2 separate regions of the Homo sapiens genome follow, and region 2 is linked to region 1. A link is a loop called in an ENCODE intact Hi-C map of the cell type or tissue named here. Cell type or tissue: HepG2. All regions are shown on one strand. Links, peaks and the distances in the headings refer to the core of each region. The heading gives the core; the rest is flanking DNA.

Region 1 (11,091 bases), core at 1,287-9,286:
TCTATAAAATGAGATGACAATCCCCACATCATAGGACTATCATGAGGTTTAAATGAAATCTGTGAAGGGGTTGACTCAAAACAGTGGTTAAAACAAAAAGGAGCTGGGTGTGATGGCTCATGCCTGTAATCCCAGCTAGTCAGGAGGCTGTGACAGGAGGATCACTTGAGACCAGGAGTTTGTGACCAGCCTGGGAAACATAGAGAAACCTTCTCTCTAAAATAAACAAAGAAATACATAATAAAAATAAAACAAAAAGGAGCATGGAACAGATGTATGAGGTCCCTTCAGCACTCAAATTCTACCATTCTGAGGCCAGGCGTGGTGGCACACTTTGGGAGGCTGAGGTGGGCAGATTGCTTGAGCTCAGGAGTTCAAAACCAGCCTGAGTAACATGATGAAACTCCATCTCTACAAAAAATACAAAAATTAGCCAGGCGTGGTGGCACATACCCGTAGTCCCAGCTACTCAGGAGGCTGAGGTGGGAGGATCACTTGAGCCCAGGTGGTCAAGGTTGCATTGAGCTGAAATTGTGCCACTGCCCTACAGCCTGAGCAACAGAGTGAGACCCTGTTTCAAAAAACAAAACAACCATTCTGAGGAATCTGCTGGCCCAGCCCCAAGCTTCTTTCTCTTCCTCCTGTCTTGGGGGAAAGAGTTGCTGCCAGTAGTCTCACCTTTAGAAGCATCCACACTCATGATTTCATCTTATTTTTGAAACAACCCATTTTACAGGCTGGGTGCGGTGGCTCATGCTTGTGATCCTGGCACTTTGGGAGACCGAGGTAGGTGGATCATGAGGCCAGGAGTTTGAGACCAGCCAGGCCAATGTGAAACCCCATCTCTACTAAAAATACAAAAATTAGCCAGGCATGGTGGCATGTGCCTGTAATCCCAGCTACTCGGGAGGCTGAGGCAGGAGAATCGCTTGAACCCGGGAGGCAGAGGTTGCAGTGAGCCAAGATCGCGCCACTGCACTCCAGTCTGGGCGCCAGAGAGAGACTCCATCTCAAAAAAAAATTTAAAAAGAAACAACCCATTTTACAGATGAGACTGAAAGGATCTGCCCACGGCAGTGAATACCACTGATATGGTTTGGATTTGTGTCCGCACCAAACTTCATGTTGAATTGTAGTCCCTAGCGTTAGAGGTGGTTGGCTCATGGGGGTGGATTCTCGTGAATGGTTTAGCCCCATCCCCTTGGTGCTGTTTTCATGATAGTGAGTTCTTGTGAGATCTGGTTGTTTCAAAGTGTGTAGGCTGAGCACAGTGGCTCACGCCTTTATTCCAAACACTTTGGGAGACTGAGGTGGGCAGATCACTTGAGCCCAGGAGTTCAAGGCCAGACTGGGAAATATAGCAAGATCCTGTCTCCACCAAAAATACAAAAAATTAACTGGGCGTGGTGGCAGGCACCTATAGTCCCAGCTACTCAGGAGGCTGAGGCACGAGAATCACTTGAACCCGGGAGGCGGAGGTTGCAGTGAACCAAGATCGCGCCACTGCACTCCAGCCTGGGCGACAGACTGAGACTCTGTCTCAAAAAAAAGTGTACAGCACCTCCCGCCACGCTCTCTCTTTCTCCTGCTCCTATCATGTAAGATGCCTCATCCCCGCTTTGCCTTCCACCACGGTTGGAAGCTTCCTGAGGCCTCCCCAGCAGCAGAAGCTGCTATGCTTCCTGTACAGCCTGCAGAACCATGAGCCAATTAAACTTTTTGTCTTTATAAATTACCCAGTCTCAGGTATTTCTTATTTTTATTATTATTATTTTTTGAGACAGATTCTCTCTCTGTTGCCCAGGCTGGGGTGCAGTGGCGCAATCTTAGCTCACTACAACCTCCGCCTCCTGGGTTCAAGCGATTCTCCTGCCTCAGCCTCCCGAGTAGCTGGGATTACAGTTGCCCACCACTACACCTGGATAATTTTTTGTTTTGTTTTGTTTTGTTTTGAGACGGAGTCTTGCTCTGTTGCCCAGGCTGGAGTGCAGTGGCACGATCTCGGCTCACTGCAACCTCTGCCTCCTGGGTTCAAGCAATTCTCCTGCCTCAGCCTCCCGAGTAGCTGGGATTACAGGCACACGCCACCATGCCTGCCTAATCTTTGTATTTTTTCAGTAGAGACGGGGTTTCACCATGTTGGCCAGGCTGGTCTCAAACTCCTGACCTTGTGATCCACCTGCCTCAGCCTCCCAAAGTGCTGGGATTACAGTTGTGAGCCACTGCAACCTGGCCTAATTTTTGTATTTTTAGTAGAGAAGGGGTTTCACCATATTGGCCAGGCTGGTCTTGAACTTCTGACCTCAAGTGATCTACCCGCCTCAGCCTCCCAAAGTGCTAGGATTACAGGCATGAGCCACTGCTCCCAGCCTCAGGTCTTTCTTTATAGCAGCAGGAGAACGGACAAATACAACCACCAACTCACTTTGTTCGAGGGCTTGCTGTGTGCCAAGCCCTGTGGACCACATTTAATACGCACAACAATTACCCAAGTTATTTGTCCCTCTTACGAATGAAGGAGAAAAATGTGCCCAAGGTCACAAGGCTGCAAGGAATGAAGCTACAGTTTACCCAGAGGCAGTTGGTCCTCAGAGCTTGAGTGCTCAAGGATAGTGCTGTGCTGCTGGGACATTAGGGGCAGCGCTGGGCCTGGAAAAAATCCAGGCCTCCTGACTCCTAGCCTGGAGCCGTCCTGTTTCCTTCTGTTTCTTAAAAAAAAAAAAAAAAAAAAAGAAATTCTCCAGTATTGTATAACACATATACCATAAAGTTTACCATTTCAACCATTGTTGTGCAACCAATCTCTGGAACTCTTCATCTTATGAAATCTGAAAATTTACAGCCATTAAATTCTTCATTCCTCCCTCCCCCAGTGCCTGGCAACGGCCATCCTCCTTGCTGTCTTTGTGAATGTGATTGTTCTAGCTTGGAGCCATACTGATGCTTTTTTGAAAAATATATTTCTTTTTGAGACGCAGTCTTGCTCTGTCACCCAGGTTGGGTGCAGTGGCACAATCTCGGCTCACTGCAACCTCCGCCTTCTGGGTTCAAGTGATTCTCCTGCCTCAGCCTCCTGAGTAGCTGGGATTACAGGCGCCCGCCACCATGCCCAGCTAATTTTTTGTATTTTTAGTAGAGACGGGGTTTTACCATGTTGGCAAGGCTGGTCTGGAACTCCTGATCTCAGGCAATCTGCCTGCCTCGGCCTCTCAAAGTGCTAGGATTACAGGCGTGAGCCACCGGGCCTGGCCCAATTCTTAAAAGGCTGTCTCTGTTTGGTTGTTAAGCCATGGTGCTCAGTGTCAATGGATGCCGGGGCCATAGAGATTCAGAGGAGAACAAACTCTTCAGGGATGAGGTAGTCAGGGAAGCTGCCTAGAGGAGAAGGAGGAGAAGGAGGAGGGGGGAGGGAGAGGGGAGGGGAAGGAAGGGGGAGGGGAGGGGAGAAGGAGGGGGGAGGATGGGGGAGGAGGGAGGGGGGAGAGGAGGGGAGGGGGAGGGGAGGGGGAGGGGGGAAGGATAGGTGAAGGAGGGAGTGGCAATTTCCTCCCCTTGGCCTTCACTCCTTGACCCAGAAGGTGGGGAGGCAGTGGTGAGGTGACTCAGGGATGCTTGGCCCTGTGGCCTGCCCTTTGATTTATGAAAGCCACCTTGGCAGCACCAACCTTTGCCCCCAGTGATCTCTTGTCAGATGGGTGGAGGCACTGGGCCACCTCAGAGGGCCAGTGTCTTGCTGAGGGGCCGGAGCAGTCCTGTGCCTGCAGCCTCCGGAGCCATGGGAACAGGGCTGCGAAGTCAGTCCTTGCGAGAGCCCCGACCCTCCTATGGAAAGCTGCAGGAGCCCTGGGGGAGGCCCCAGGAGGGCCAACTCCGCAGGGCGCTAAGCCTCAGACAGGGGCAAGAGAAGTCCAGGTCCCAGGGCCTCGAGAGAGGCACAGAAGGGCCAGATGCCACTGCCCAGGAGCGGGTGCCGGGGAGCCTGGGGGACACAGAGCAGCTGATCCAAGCCCAGCGAAGAGGCAGCCGGTGGTGGCTGAGGCGGTACCAACAGGTATGGCTGTGGGCTGAAGGATGGAGGGTACCACAGCAGGTGGGCAGGGATTCCAGGGCAGGAAAGGTTCAGAGACAGAGCCAGCCCAGGCTGTGTACCAAGATGACAACCGAGCTGCCTGGAGATGAGGGTGCAGAGAGAGACACCCCAGAGCCACGTTTCAGAGGGCCCTGAAGGCATTTGGGATTTATCCCACAGGCACTGGGGAGCCACTGAAGGTTTTAGAGGAGGAGGGTGATATGGTAAGCGCTGTTTTTAGCTGATTGATAGTATGCTGGATGGGGGAATAGAGCAGGAGGCAAGGAGATCAGCCAGTGCAACTTCCTGGGAAGTACACTGTGTGACCCTCTCACCCCAGAGAAAAAGGGGAGATCTGGACCCCTTTGTGGGGGGCTGCAGGCTCCCTCCTCTAAGAGACAGGGTCTCCAATGAGCAGTGCTTCTCTACCTGGGGTCTACCCCCACCTCGTGGCTATGGGTGGAACAACATCTAAGCCCACCACTCAGCCCATGGGACCTCCCCCACCTCTGTCTTCCAGCAGGTAAGAAGAAGGTGGGAGAGCTTTGTCGCCATCTTCCCCAGCGTGACTCTGAGTCAGCCGGCCTCCCCGTAGCCCACACTGGGCACCATCAGCTAAAGATGCTGGAAGCCATCGTGGCCCCCTTGCTGTGCCTGGACCAGCCCACCGTGTCTGCTGACCTACCTCTTCACAGCTCTCTGGACTTTGGCTGGGTGGCCCTAGGAGGCTTCTGCCACCAGCTCACTGGAGTCGCCACGTGGCTGCCACTCTTAGCTCTGGCCCTTCCACTCCAGCACTAGCTCTCTTTGAAGATCCCAGCAGGGTCAAAAAGAAGGGGGCTCAGCTGTCTGCCCTCTGGGCTTGGGTAGGGGCCTTGGACTATGATTCTATGAAGGTTTAGAAGAAGCCTGCCCGGAATGGGGGCTGTGGACGCTCCTGCCCCACACGACCAGCTGTCAACTTCCAGGACGGAGCTTGATGAAGCCAGACCCATGGCCGAGAGGCTCACGGACGTTGCCTGGTCACTGGGCCATGACCCAACTGCCCTTCTTGTCAGTTGCTGATGGTGGGCCAGGGCGCAGGTCTCCCTCCCAGATGGTGAGCCCTCTGGGGCAAGGACCACAGCTGGGTGGCCCTCCTGGCTGAGCACTCTGTGCTGAAAACCTTTGAACCTCACGGTGTCCTGATGAAGGAAGCAGAGGAAGTCTTCCTCCCTGTGTGACAGAGGGGGAAACTGAGGCCCAGAGTGGGGAAGGGATTTCTTGGTTTTGACATCTCCGACCCCACCCCACCCCATCCAGTGTCCAGCACTGGAGTCGAACACAGTAATAAAGATGCTGAGAAAAAGTCAACGATTTGCCTGGTGACTAACTCGCTGGCTCAGACCCCCACCCCCCCACCCCTGCTGACCCCTGTGAGGCAGGCTAAGCCCAAAGCATCCCAGAATGCTTGGGCAGGGGCACCAGGGCCCGGGGCGGGCTGGATCCCCCACCAGGCTGGGCCTTTCCTGCCACTTCTCTGGACCTTTCTCCCCAGAGGGATTGTGCCCACCCTGTGCTGACCTCAAGGCCAGCTTCAGAGGACCTGGCTCTCAGTGTCCTGCCTCTGTGCCCACCCCACTGAGGTGGGGCTCCTTCTGAGGCTTAGAGAGGCAAGGGCCACACAGAAGGAGAGGGTCTGACCCCAAAAAGCCTGAGCTCTTCGAGAGACACTGGCACTTTTTGCAGGGCCCCTGGGGCTCTCCAGGCTCAAGCAGGCCCAAGGACAAAGGTGAGGGAGCAGCTAAGTATCCTGGTCCAGGATCTGTTCCGGGGGGTGTTGTCCAGTGGACAGAGGGGAGGCTTCCGTTTCCCCAGAGACCAGGCCCCATCAGGGCCATTCAGAAACAAGGGGGGAGCTGGGAAAATTTTCTTCCAGGAAGCCTAGGGTGCCTGGCTGGGAAGCTAGATGGTAGGAGCCCACCAGAAGCCTTGAGCCCGGCCGGTCTTATGCTTCAGATACCCTTCTCAGCTTCTTCTGCAGTAGTACCTGAGGTGCCTCTGGGGAACCCCAGGACTCCAGGGAACAGAATTGAAATTCACAGCTCTGACCCACCTCTCAGTGTCTGGAGGAGGACCTCTCAATGTTCCTCCTCAATGTCTGGAGGAGGAAAATGGCGCCCAGAATGGGGCAGGACTTCTCATCCTCCAGGACGCTGCCCTCCAAGTTTGTCCCAGCCTCTTTATCCTCAGAGAATCTCTAGCCCAACTCCCAGCAGTTCTAATTGTCACACTGACCAGTTAGTCTAGTTATGTGCTTTTTTATTTTCCTTTCTTTCTTTCTTTTTCTTTCTTTCTCTTTCTCTCTCTTTTTTTTTTTTTTTTTTGTCTAGTTATGTGCTTTTTTTTGAGATGGAGTCTTGCTCTGTCACCCAGATTGGAGTGCAGTGGCATGATCTTGGCTCACTGCAACGTCCGCCTCCCGGGTTCAAGCAATTCTCCTGCCTCAGCCTGTATTCTCCTGCTTCATCCAAGTAGCTGGGATTACAGGCGCCTGCCATCACTCCTGGCTAATTTTTCTATTTTTAGTAGAAATGGGGTTTCATCATGTTGGCCAAGCTGGTCTCAAACTCCTGACCTCAGGTGATCCGCCCTCCTTGGCCTCACAAAGTGCTGGGATTACAGACATGACCCACAGTGCCTGGCTTTTTTCTTCCATTACACTGAAAGTTCCACGGAAACCTGGTCTGTTCACTACCAGGACCCCAGTGCCTAGCTCTGGGCCTGGCACATAGTAGGTGTTTAATGAATTATCATTCAGTGAATGAGGGACTGGCCCAAGGTCACCCAGTGAGTTGATGGCTGAACTGAGCCTGAGTCTCATGGGTTTGGGGGGGTCCTGTTCAGACAGAGGAATTCTAGCCTTGTCAGCAACCCCATCAACAGGGACCACATCTCTGGGGTCCTTGGCTGAGGCCTCCCCCAAACATTCACACACTCTGGTAGGTAGGTTGCTTCCAAAGATGTCCATAACCGTCTCTCCCATCACATCTCCCCCATGCATTGTCTTGTCACACCTCTCATCTAGAGTGGAGTCTATGGGGGGCCAAGGTAGGAGGATCTCTGGAGCCCAGGAGTTCCGGGATGCAGTGAGATGTGATTGTGCCACTGTACTACAGTCTGGACTAGACAGCAAGATCCCATCTCTTAAAAAAAAAAAGTGGGATATATTTTCCCTTTCCTTGACTCTAGATGGGCCGTGTGACCTGCTTTGGCCAATAGAATGCATTGGAAATAATGTTCTGGGACTTTGCCACCTAGGCCTCAATAGGCCTTGCAGCTTCTGTTTTCGCTGTCCTCTGTTTCTACCTCTAGAAGCCAGATGCCGTATAAAGAACTCTGGGCCATCCTGCCAGGCACGGTGGCTCACACCTGTAATCCCAGCAGGTGGATCGCCTGAGGTCAGGAGTTTGAGGCTAGCCTGGCCCACATGGTGAAACCCCATCTCTACTAAAAATACAAAAATTAGCCGCACATGGTGGCGCAAGCCTGTAATCCCAGCTACTCGGGAGGCTGAGGCAGGAGAATCACTTGAACCTGGGAGGCGGAGGTGGCAGTGAGCCAAGATCGTGCCATTGCACTCCAGCCTGGCTACAAGAGCAAAACTTCATCTCAAAAAAAAAAAAAAAAAAAAAGATTGAAAAAAAAGAACTCTGGGCCATCCTGATAGGAAGGCCATGTGGAGGTCAAGGGCCACATGGAAGAGAACCAAGGTACCCCAGCCAACAGCCAGAACCAACTGCCTGTCATGTAAGTGAGCCCCCAGCCCAGCTCCTAGCTGACTGCAGCCTGGCTCACCCCAGCTGACACCACATGGAGCAGAAGAACCACCCAACTGAGCCCAGCCAACCCATGGAATTGAGATCTAAGAAACCCTTTTTGCTTTACACCTCTAGGTTTAGGGTGTGTTACATTCCTAGGACTGCCAAAACAAATTATCACAAACTGGGTGGCTTAAAACAACAGAAATTTGTTCTCTAATACTTCTGGAGTTCACAAGTCCAAAATCAAGTTGTTGGCAGTGCTGCACTACTTCTGAAGGTTCTAGGGAAGAATTCTTCCTGCCTCTTCCTAGCTTCCTGTGGTTGCTGGCAATCCTTGGTATTCCTTGGCTTTCGGAAGCATCATTCCAATCTATGCCTCCATCATCACATGGCATTCTCCTTGTGTGTCTGTGACCAAATTTCCCTCTTCTTATTTTTTTTTTTACACAAAGCATCTTTCTCTGTCGCCCAGACTGGAGTGCAGTAGCATGACCATAGCTCAAGTGTAACTTTGAACTACTGGGCTCAAGGGATCCTCACACCTCAGCCTCCTGAGTAGTTAGGACTACGAGCATGTGCCACCATGCCTGGCTGATTTTTCTTTTTTTCTTTTTTTGACACGGAGTCTCCCTCTGCCGCCCAGGCTGGAGTGCAGTGGCATGATCTCGGCTCACTGAAAGCTCCGCCTCCTGGGTTCACACTATTCTCCTGCCTCAGCCTCCCGAGTAGCTGGGACTACAGGTGCCTGCCACCATGCCCGGCTAATTTTTTGTATTTTTAGTAGAGATGGGGTTTCACCGTGTTAGCCAGGATGGTCTCAATCTCCTGACCTCATGATCTGCCCGCCTCGGCCTCCCAAAGTGCTGGGATTACAGGCGTGAGCCACCACGCCTGGCCACCTGGCTAATTTTTTTATTTTAATTTTTATTTTTATATATTTTTTGAGATGGAGTCTCACTCTGTCACCCAGGCTGGAGTACAGTGGTGCCATCTCAGCTCACAGCAACCTCTGCCTCCTGGGTTCAAAGGATTCTCCTGCCTCAGCCTCTTGAGTAGGTGGAATTACAGGCACCCGCCACCATGCTCAGCTAATTTTTTTGTGTATGTGTATTTTTAATAGAGATGGGGTTTTACCATGTTGGCCAGGCTGGTCTCAAACTCTTGACCTCAGGTGATCTACCTGCCTTGGCCTCCCAAAGTGCTGGGATTACAAGCTGAGCCACTGCGCTCAGCATTTTTTTTTTTTTTTTGAGACAAGGTCTCACTTTGTCACGCAGGCTAGAGTGCAGTGGCACGGTCTTGGCTCACTGCAGCCTCAGCCCCCCAGGTTCAAGCAATTCTCTTGCCTCAGCCCCCCAAGTAGCTGGGACTACCACCTGGCTAATTTTTGTATTTTTTGTAGAGGTGGGGTTTTGCCATGTTGCCCAGGCTGGTGTTGAACTTCTGTTCTCAAGCAATCCTCCCATCTTAGCCTCCCAAAGTGCTGGGTTTACAGGCATGAACCACTGCACCTGGCCAAACTTTCTCTCTTTTTTTTTTTTTGAGATGGAGTCTCTCTCTGTTGCCAGGCTGGAGTGTAGTGGTGCGATCTTGGCTCACTACAACCTCCGTCTCCTGGGCTCAAGCGATTCTCCTGTCTCAGCCTCCAGAGTAGCTGGGAATACAGGTGCGCACCACCACACCCAGCTAATTTTTGTATTTTTAGTAGAGAGGGGGTTTCACTGAGTTGGCCAGGATGGTCTCAATCTCTTGACCTCATGATCCGCCCACCTCAGCCTCCCAAAGTGCTAGGATTATAGGCATGAGCCACCGCGCCCAGCTAATTTCTCTCTTCTTGTAAGGACAACTGTTGTATTGGGTTTAGGGGCCACTCTACTCCAGTATGACCTTAACTTGATTATATCTGCAAAGACCCGGTTTCCAAATAAGGTCATATTCACAGGTTCCAGGTATGCATGAATTTTGCGGAGACAAAATTCAACCCAGTAGAGGGGGGTAGTTTGATATGTGTAATAGGCAACACACACACCTCCTTCCCGTGACACTGGTGGCAGGGTAGCTCTCAGCTGGGGCACAGTAGCTTGAGGACAATGCCAAGAGAGGATCAAGGCATTTGATTATAACCTTCCTGGAAGGAATAAAGTTACGCGGTGCTGCAGACTGGTTGCCACGGCTGGGTAAAACCTTTACAACAGGCTCTGAGGTCCATTAGAAAACTTGTCTCAGCCAGGTGCAGTGGCTCACACCTGTAATCCCAGAACTTTGGGATGAGAAAGCAGGCAGATCACTTGAGGTCAGGAGTTCGAGATCAGCCTGGCCAACATGGTGAAACCCAGTCTCTACTAAACAAATAAAAAAATTAGCCAGGTGTGGTGGCGAGCACCTGTAATCCCAGCTACTCGGAAGGCTGAGGCAGGAGAATCGCTTGAACCCGGGAGATGGAGGATGCAGTGAGCCGAGATCTCCCCACTGCACTCCAGCCTGGGCAACAGAGCAAGACTCTGTCTCACAAAAAAAAAAAAAAAAAAAAAAAATTAATGAAAGGAAAAAAAACTTGTCTCTTTACCAGTAACTTGGAAAAGCAGGGGAAAAAGGCAAAAAAGAAAGAAAACTTGTCCCCAGGCTGGAGGCCAGAAGGGTGGCCACAGAGTTTCTAAATTGGGTGACCGCTCTTCTGTCAATAATAGTCCCTGAAGAATTTTTAAACAGAGGAAGACAGGAAGAAGGAAAATAGCGTTTCTGAATCACTCACGGGGTCCACGCCTTCTTCTGGGCACTCAGCCAGGGCCATCTGGAGAGACAATAGGATTCAGTGGCTAACCGCGCTGGTGCTGGGGCCAGACTACCTGGGTTTGAATCTTGACTCTACCACTTGGTGGTTTATAACCCTGAGCAAGTCACTTATCTTCTCTGCCTCGGTTTCCTCATTTGTAAAATGCAGCTAATAACGGCACTCAGCTCCTAGGGTCACTGAGGGGCTCTCATGAATGTAAGGTCCTTAGCACTGCCCAGAACAGAGGAAGTATCCTTATGATCTAATCATCCTCGTGGCAGCCACACAGGGCTGGCATCATTGTCCTCATTCTACAGGTGAAGAAATGGAGATCCATTCTTTTTTTTTTTTTTTTTTTTTGAGATGGAGTCTTACTCTGTCACCCAAGCTGGAGTACAGTGGCAGGATCTCTGCTCACTGCAACCTCCGCCTCCTGGGTTCAAGCA
Region 2 (8,000 bases), core at 1-8,000, 75 kb before region 1:
GATCCTGAAAAAGCAGCTGAGGGCCCTCAGTGGCAGACAGCACCTCCACCCGGCCAAAGGGAGCCAGGGCCAGCGGTCACAGCCCGGTGGGAAAGTTTCCTCATTAAATCACAGTCTTTTAGCCGACTGCGCTGCCCTTCAGGGCCAGGGTTTTGTTTTTTAACAGCTTTACTGAGATACAATTCACATACCATATAGATGAGACACATAAAGTGCAATTCAATGGCCGGGTGTAGTGGCTCACACCTATAATCCCAGCACTTTGGAAGGCTGAGGTGGGCAGATCACTTGAAGTCAGGAGTTTAAGACCAGCCTGGCCAACATGGCAAAACCCCATCTCTACTAAAAATACAAAAATTCGCTGGGCGTGGTGGCAGGCACCTGTAATCCCAGATACTTAGGAGGCTGAGACAGGAGAATCGCTTGAACCCAGGAGGTGGAGGTCGCAGTAAGCCGAGATTGCGCCACTGCATTCCAGCCTGGGCGACAGAGCAAGACTCTGTCTCAAGAAACAAATAAAGTGCAATTCAATGGCTTTTTAAATATATTCACAGATATGTGCATCTACCGCCATAATCCGCTTTTAGAACATTTCCTATCCCCTAGCTGTCATGCTCCAACCCCCTTAGCTCCCTCAGCCCTTGGCAACCACTCATCTACTCTCAGTCTCTATGGATTTGCCTATTCTGGACATTTCTTTTCTTTTCTTTTTTAAGATGGAGTTTCGCTCTTGTTGCCCGGGCTGGAGTGCTATGGCAACGATCTTGGCTCACCACAACCTCTGCCTCCCGGGTTCAAGCGATTCTCCTGCCTCAGCCTCCTGAGTAGCTGGGATTACAGGCATGCGCCACCATGCCCGGCTAATTTTGTATTTTTAGTAGAGACGGGGTTTCTCCATATTGGTCAGGCTGGTCTTGAACTCCCGACCTCAAGTGATCCACCTGCCTTGGCCTCCCAAAGTGCTGGGATTACAGGGGTGAGCCACCGTGCCCAGCCAATTCTGGACATTTCATATCAACAGAATCATAAATTATGTGGGTTTTGGGTCTGGCTTCTTTCACTTAGCATATTGCTCTCAAGGTTCATCCGTGTTGTGGTGTGTGCCAGTACTTCACTTCTTTGTATGGCTAAATAATATCCCATCATATGACTACAGGTATGTGCCACACGATGTTGCAGTCAATGATGAAATGCATATACGATGGTGGTCCCATAATATTATTGATTTTACTTGACAGAGTCTCACTCTGTCGCCCAGGCTGGAGGGCAGTGGCACGACCATAGTTCACTGCAGCCTCAAACTCCTGGGCTCCTGAAGCCATCCTCCTGCTTCAGCCTCCCAAGTAGCTAGTTTTTTTTTCCTTTTTACTTTTTGCAGAGACAGGGTCTTATGACATTGCCCAGGCTGGTCTTGAACTCCCAACCTCAAGCCATCCTCCCATGTGAGCCACCGTACCCAGCCAAGAGTTCTTGAGGTAGTCTAGATACAAGTTCCTTGTTACATAGATGATTTCCAAAATGTTCTCCCACTTTGTGGGTTGTCTTTTCCCTTTCTTGATAGTGTTCTTTGATGTACAAAGGTTGATTCTGATGACGTACAGTTCATTTTCTTTTATTGCTTGTGCTTTGGCGTCGTATCTAAAAAATCATTGCCTAACCTAAGGTCACAAAGAATTACACTTATTTTTCTCCTTATAGCTCTTCTTACATTTAGGTCTTTGGTCCATTTTGAATTAATTTTTGTATATGGTATGAGGTGGGGTCCAGTTCATTCCTGTGCATGCAGATATACAGTTGTTTTAGCGCCACTTGTTGAAAAGACTATTCTTTCCCCCATTAAATTGTCTTGGCGCTCTTACTGAAAATCAATTAACTGTTAATGTGAGGGTTTATTCTGGGCTCTCAGTTCTATTCCATTGATCTATATATCTATATGTCTATCCTTACACCAGTACCACACTGCAGTTAAATTCTGAAATCAGGAAGTGTGAGTCCTCCAACGTTGTTTTTTTTTTTTTTTTTTTTGAGACGGAGTCTTGCTCTGTTGCCCAGGCTGGAGTGCAGTGGCACGATCTCGGCTCACTGCAAGCTCTGACTCCCGGGTTCACGTCATTCTCCAGCCTCCCAACTAGCTGGGACTACAGGCGCCCACCACCACGCCCGACTAATTTTTTTGTATTTTTAGTAGAGATGTTAGCCAGGATGGTCTTGATCTCCTGACCTCATGATCCGCCCGCCTTGGCCTCCCAAAGTGCTGGGATTACAGGTGCGAGCCACTGCACCCAGCCTGTTCTTCTTTCTTAAGATTCTTTTGGTTGTTCTGGTTCCCTTACATTTCTCTGTGAATTTTAGGATCATCTTGTCAATTTCCGCTAATGAAGGCATCTTGGATTGTGATAGGGATTGCAGATCAATTCAGGAAGTATTGCCATCTTAACAATATTAAGTCTCTGATCCATGATCATGGGGTATCTTTCCATTTATTTGGGTCTTCTTTAATTGTTTTCAACAATGTTTCATAGTTTTCAGAGTATAAGTCTTGCACTTTTATTAAATTTATTCCCAAATATTTTATTTTGATGCTATCTTAAATGGAATTGTTTTCTTCATTTTCAATTTGCCCACTGCTACTGAAATACAATTGATTTTGGCATACTGATCTTATGTCCTGCAACCTTGCTGAACTCATTTAATTCAAATAGATTTTTAATGAGTTCCCTAGGTTTTTCTATACAAGATCATGTCAACTGAAAATAAAAATACTTTTACCTCTTCCTTTCCAATCTGGATGTTCTTTATTTCCTTATCTTTCCTAATTGCCCTTTATGATCAAATTTTGAACTAGTAACTAGTTTTGATTTGGCAGCCCCTTCCCAAAAAGTAGCAGCAGCAGCCGCTCAGACCCTAGGATGCCAGAGCTCTCATCCCCCCTGCTTTCCACACCTGCTGAGTGGATGCCTCCTCCACAGCTTTGCCTTTTGGGGAAAGGCTACCTGGTTGGCGGCCTCCCTGTATGCCCTTCTCTGGACCCAGCGGGGCTGAGCCCTCTGGGTGGAGGCACCTGGGCTCCCTTCCTGGCTGGTTTCCTGTAGGTCCAGCCGATGAGACAGAGGCACAGGCGGGAGACAAGGGTAGGTAGGAGGCGGTGGAGAGAGAACGTGGGGTGTGCCTTCCTCACTCTCTACCAGCTTTGATGCCACCATCCTGACCCAGGCTGTGTCTTGTCGCTATGACAGTTCCTGCTGGCATCCCAGTGTCCACTATTCAGCCCTCACTGGTGTTTGCAGGAAAGGCTATTTATTTATTTTTTTTTGGAGACAGAGTCCCGCTCTGTCACCCAGGCTGCAGTACAATGGCGCGATCTTGGCTCACTGCAACCTCCACCTCCCTGGGTTTAACCAATTCTTCTGCTTCAGCCTCTGGAGTAGCTGGGATTACAGGCACCTGCCACCATGCCTGGCTAATTTTTTTGTATTTTTAGTAGAGATGGGGTTTTGCCATGTTGGCCAGGCTGGTCTTGAACTCTTGACTTCAGGTGATCCGCCCGCCTCAGCCTCCCAAAGTGCTAGGATTACAGGCGTGAGCCACCACGCCCAGCCAGGAAATGCTATTTCTTCTCCTGACCCCTTCAAGCCTAGTGGTAGTAATGACTTTCCACTGTCGCTTGGTGCCTCAACTTCCCTTGTTGGGTGTCTGACTTTTCTTGGCTATTTAATTCAATTTATTAAAAATAGTGTGCAACCCTCAACCATTCCTGGGTAGTCTTGACTGCTATTCTGCTAGATGACACACCCCGACATCCCGTGGAGGAAGTCACTGTGGAACCTAGGTCAATGTGAAAGCCTGGTTCTCTGGGCGAACTGATTACCAAAGTACCCAGTCCATGAGCCAAGGCGATAGTAAAGAAATCCAATGGGAAACAGCTTCAGTTCCTGGAAGAGGAAAGTAAACAGCAACCCAGGCAGGACATGGCCTTGACTGTGTTTGCTGCTGTTTTCTCTCCCTATTCGTGACTCCTAGGAGAACATATCTTCATAGCCCCATGATCTGACCTTTCATCCTATGCTTTGGAGTTTGAGCACAAACACTGACTGGCTCAGAGGCTTCCCGGAGATGCAGCTCTGGGCATCCACTATTGCTGATTTTACTGTGATGGCCACATAGCAAGTGTCGGAATTGCTGATCATTTGTGTGAGCTGCTACTGAGTGCCAGCCACTGCACTGAGTGATTTCTATGATCTCAATCATCAGAGGGCTTGTAAGGGGAATATTATTGTAAGCATGGAAAGACACCCAGATGAACAGCTTGCCTATGGTCTCAGAGCTCAAAGCCACGTAGACCCCTGTCTGCCCGTCATGCCGAGCTGTGCCTCAGGTCCTGCCCTGCCACCTGGGAGTCCCTTGTAGATAGATTGTCAAGACTGATCATGCTAGTGATTAGTAGTTACCAATCTCTCCTCCCTGCCTGCCAACCTCAGCCACTCTCCTCCACCATCACTCTTGCCCTGGCCACTCCCGGGCCTGTGATCACACCCTCCTCTTCCTCCTCCAGCTGTATCACATCACAGTCACACCTGTGTGTCCCCCAAACTCTGACCACAGCCCTTCCCCCAGGCTAACTGTGTAATCACAGTGGTGCTGCCCAGCCAACCCCCAGCTGAGTGGACATTTTGTTTTGTTGTTTTGGAGTTCTGCAAATAGCAAGAGCTTCCAGTTTGCCTTTACCCTAAAATGCACACCCCAGGGATGGGAGGGAAGCACAGCGGCTGCGGCAAGCCGGGCTGTCAGGCGCCTACCCGCTACACCACCGCAGCCCATCCACCTGCTGAGCAGCTGCTGACTCGCCAGGCCTTACTTTTCTGCTCCACATTAGCAGGGGGGTGTTCATCCGAATATAACAGTTCCTCCTCAGGGGTGAGAAATTAGCTTGCTGAAAACCCCCACTGGGAGGAAGGAGGTATTCAGAGTCGGGGACCTGCGGTGGTGAGTGGATCTACGAAAGCCCTAGGGCCAGACTGCCTTTCCCATCTTCTTAGTCCCAATCCAGAAGCGATGCATTCTCAGCACTGCCAACTCCTTTCCCCAATCTGAAGGAAGAGGGCATGTCTTATAATAATTATGAAAACAAGAATAATTCATAATAGCTGGAGTGCCAGGCCTTGGGTGAGGCACCATCCTGATTGTCTCCTCAATACTCACAAGGCCAGTATGATTCTATCCAACCATGTTGTTGAGCTCATCCCTACGGACTATAATTATTATTATTTTAAAAAATATATTTTTTGGCTGGGCGTGGTGGCTCACGCCTGTAATCCTTGCACTTTGGGAAGCCGAGGCAGGTGGATCACCTGAGGTCAGGAGTTCAAAACCAGCCTGGCCAACTTGGCGAAACCCTGTCTCTACTAAAAATACAAAAAAAAAAAAATTAGCCAGGCGTGGTGGCAGGCACCTGTAATCCCAGCTACTGGGGAGGCTGAGGCAGGAGAATCACTTCAACCTGGGAGGCGGAGGTTGCAGTGAGCCAAGATGGTGCCATTGCACTCCAGCCTGGGCAACAGAGTGAGAGACTCCATCTCAGGAAAAAAAAAAAAAAAAAAAAAATATATATATATATATATACACACACCCACACACACCCACACACATATATACATTTTTTTTTTTTTTATTTAGAGACAGAGTCTCACTTCGTCACCCAGGCTGGAGTACAACGGCACGATCTCAGCTCACTGCAACCTCCGCCTCCTAGGCCCAAGCAATACTCCTGCCTCAGCCTCCCGGGTAGCTGGGATTACAGACACCCAGCACCATGCCCAGCTACAGACTATAATTATATTTAACAACAATATTGCTAGTGCTCTGCAGTTTAGAAGGCGCTTTAGCAGACACTCTCACTTGCTACTAAGAGTAACCTCGCCTGGTAGGTAGGACAAGCACATCTTCATTTGACAGAAGCTTTTACACAGAGCATGGGGCTTTCTGGCCTATCTCCCACCCCTAATGTCCCACACCAGTTCCTGATCTCCTGCCCCACCCCTCCTGCACCCTGCCCCTTCTCAGGTGACTCACTGTGTCAACATCCTTGAAGGAATGATTTCTGGTTCATGGCCCCAGAGCTGGAGCTTTGGAAGGATAATGGGAAAAGCAGCCAGGGTCCCTGCCCTCAAGAGACAAGCATTCTAAGGCTGGGCGCGGTGGCTCATGTCTGTAATCTCAGCACTTTGGGAGGCCAAAGCAAGCAGATCACTTGAGCCCAGGAGTTTGACACCAGCCTGGGCAATACGGTGAAACTCTGCCTCTAAAAAAATACAAAAATTAGCCTTGCATGGTGGCATGCGCCTGTAGTCCCAGCTACTCAGGAGGCTGAGGTGGGAGAATCACCTGAGCCTGGGAGGTCAAGGCTGCAGTGAGCTGTGATTGTGCCACCACACTCCAGCATGGGTGACAGAGCGAGACCCTGTCTCAAAACACACACACACACAAAAAGACACGAGTTCTAATGAAAGAGAAAGGACAAATACAAATAAGGAACTGTATGACTAAGTGGGATGGAAGGCCTGGCAGGGGTCACCTGGCCAAGTCTGGACCACAGGCTGCTGTGATTCTGTGGGAAGGGAACGGCATTAAGAGGAACGGCATTAAGAGTTAAACCTTGGGTTCAAGTTCTGGCTTTGCTATCATCCATCATATGACCTTGGGGAATTCACTCTACCTCTGGACCTGTTAGTCCGTCTACAAAACAGATTTATCCCTCTCAGCACAGAGCGCTGACAATTAAGGGATCTGTTTTACAGGAAACTTCAAATTGGCTCTTCGGTTTCAGAAACTGTAAACCACAATACATATGCAAAGGACTGTGATTAGATTTCACCTCATCAGAGGTATCAAGTGTTTACTGAGCAACAAACTGCCTGTAACACACACTTGAGGGATGGAGGATCATATAAAACATGGCCTCTGCCTTTAAGAAAATCACTATCTGCTGACGAGGCAAGACTGGCACAGCCAACATATAACAAACACATAGTGTGTGCAAAGGCACTGCTGTTAGAGAAAAGGGAGAGGAGGCAGGCCGAGCAGCTTAGGAGAGCTAAGTGAAGGCTCACAGAGGAGACGCTTGGCCTGGCCCTTAGCAAGGGTGCCAACGCCTGCTGTGTGAGTGCACTGGGGTGAGAGGGAGAAACAGGACCGGCTGTCCTCGTCTCCAAGGGCGGACTCCAAGCTGACTCTGTTCAGGGTCAGGGGCCAGTGGAGCCAGTTCAAATCCTGATCACAACCCCCTAATGCTAATTAATCTGGTTACCTAGAGGAACTAAGTTGTCTGAGACTCTGTAAAATAAGAATAATTATTTGACTTTGTATGTTCATTGGGAGGATGAAATATGAGAATGCATGTGAACTGGTCCATATTAGGGATGTAATACATGCTACAAATTAATAATCCTTGACATCAAATAAGGTCTGACTGCCAGGGTGGGATCAGATTTTGGAAGGTCAGAAGCACCAATAGAGAAATATAGACACAATGATTTGGGGGTGATCAGCATAGAAGTGACAGCCAAAGCCATGAGAAAGAGCTTGGCCTCAGCAAGGTGGGGAGGGCTGCTGCCCACAAGCCCAGCTCCGGCCACCAGCATGCTCCCTCCCCACCCGAACCACGGGTGCCTGGGCTGCCCAGGCCCTGGCGAGCTTAGCCCAGGGCATCACCACTCACCTGCTTTCCTGAGAAGAGCACAGGAGCAGAGGTGGAACAGCAGAAATGTGAGGAGGAGAAACTGAGGCAGGAATGAAACTGAAGGGATGGTCTTAAGAGGGGCAAACAAATACTGCTAGTATGTCACAGCACAGGAGCCCAAAAGAGAAGTTTCAGGCAGAGGTGGGCGGGCGGGGAGCCTGCAGTAACATGAACTCTCAAAGTTGTGGGGAAGGGCAGCACCAAAGCAGACAATGACCCAGTGAGAAGCTGACACGGAAGCAACGGAAGATGAATCAGGAGGTTT

Evidence for each region. Hi-C counts contacts between places; a loop is a spot of excess contacts. Peaks named below come from ENCODE experiments on the same cell type or tissue, not always from the same donor. Only the 100,000 strongest peaks of a DNase experiment are listed, where the experiment ranks them.
Region 2: a loop joins it to region 1, with 6 times the contacts of the local background. A loop is called at or near these places in 5 of 110 quality-filtered maps.

Annotation. Positions count from the first base shown.
Region 1 is chr11:66,971,588-66,982,678 of GRCh38, forward strand. C11orf86 (chromosome 11 open reading frame 86) reads left to right here and starts at 3,717. Exons shown (of 2, transcript NM_001353554.2): 1 at 3,717-4,051; 2 at 4,590-5,422. The coding sequence starts at 3,776. The coding sequence ends at 4,664. RefSeq lists an enhancer at 4,398-4,901 and a silencer at 10,431-10,725. In HepG2, for the core only: a CTCF peak has its summit at 4,520 (motif pointing left); a DNase peak (open chromatin) is centred at 4,514.
Region 2 is chr11:66,898,174-66,906,173 of GRCh38, forward strand. The region is part of intron 3 of PC (pyruvate carboxylase); the gene reads right to left. Among named protein-coding and RNA genes, the nearest start is that of MIR3163, 32 kb to the right of the region's middle. RefSeq lists an enhancer at 6,961-7,608. In HepG2, for the core only: no CTCF peak of the experiment used is centred there; a DNase peak (open chromatin) is centred at 4,018; H3K4me3 peaks cover 1,930 bases.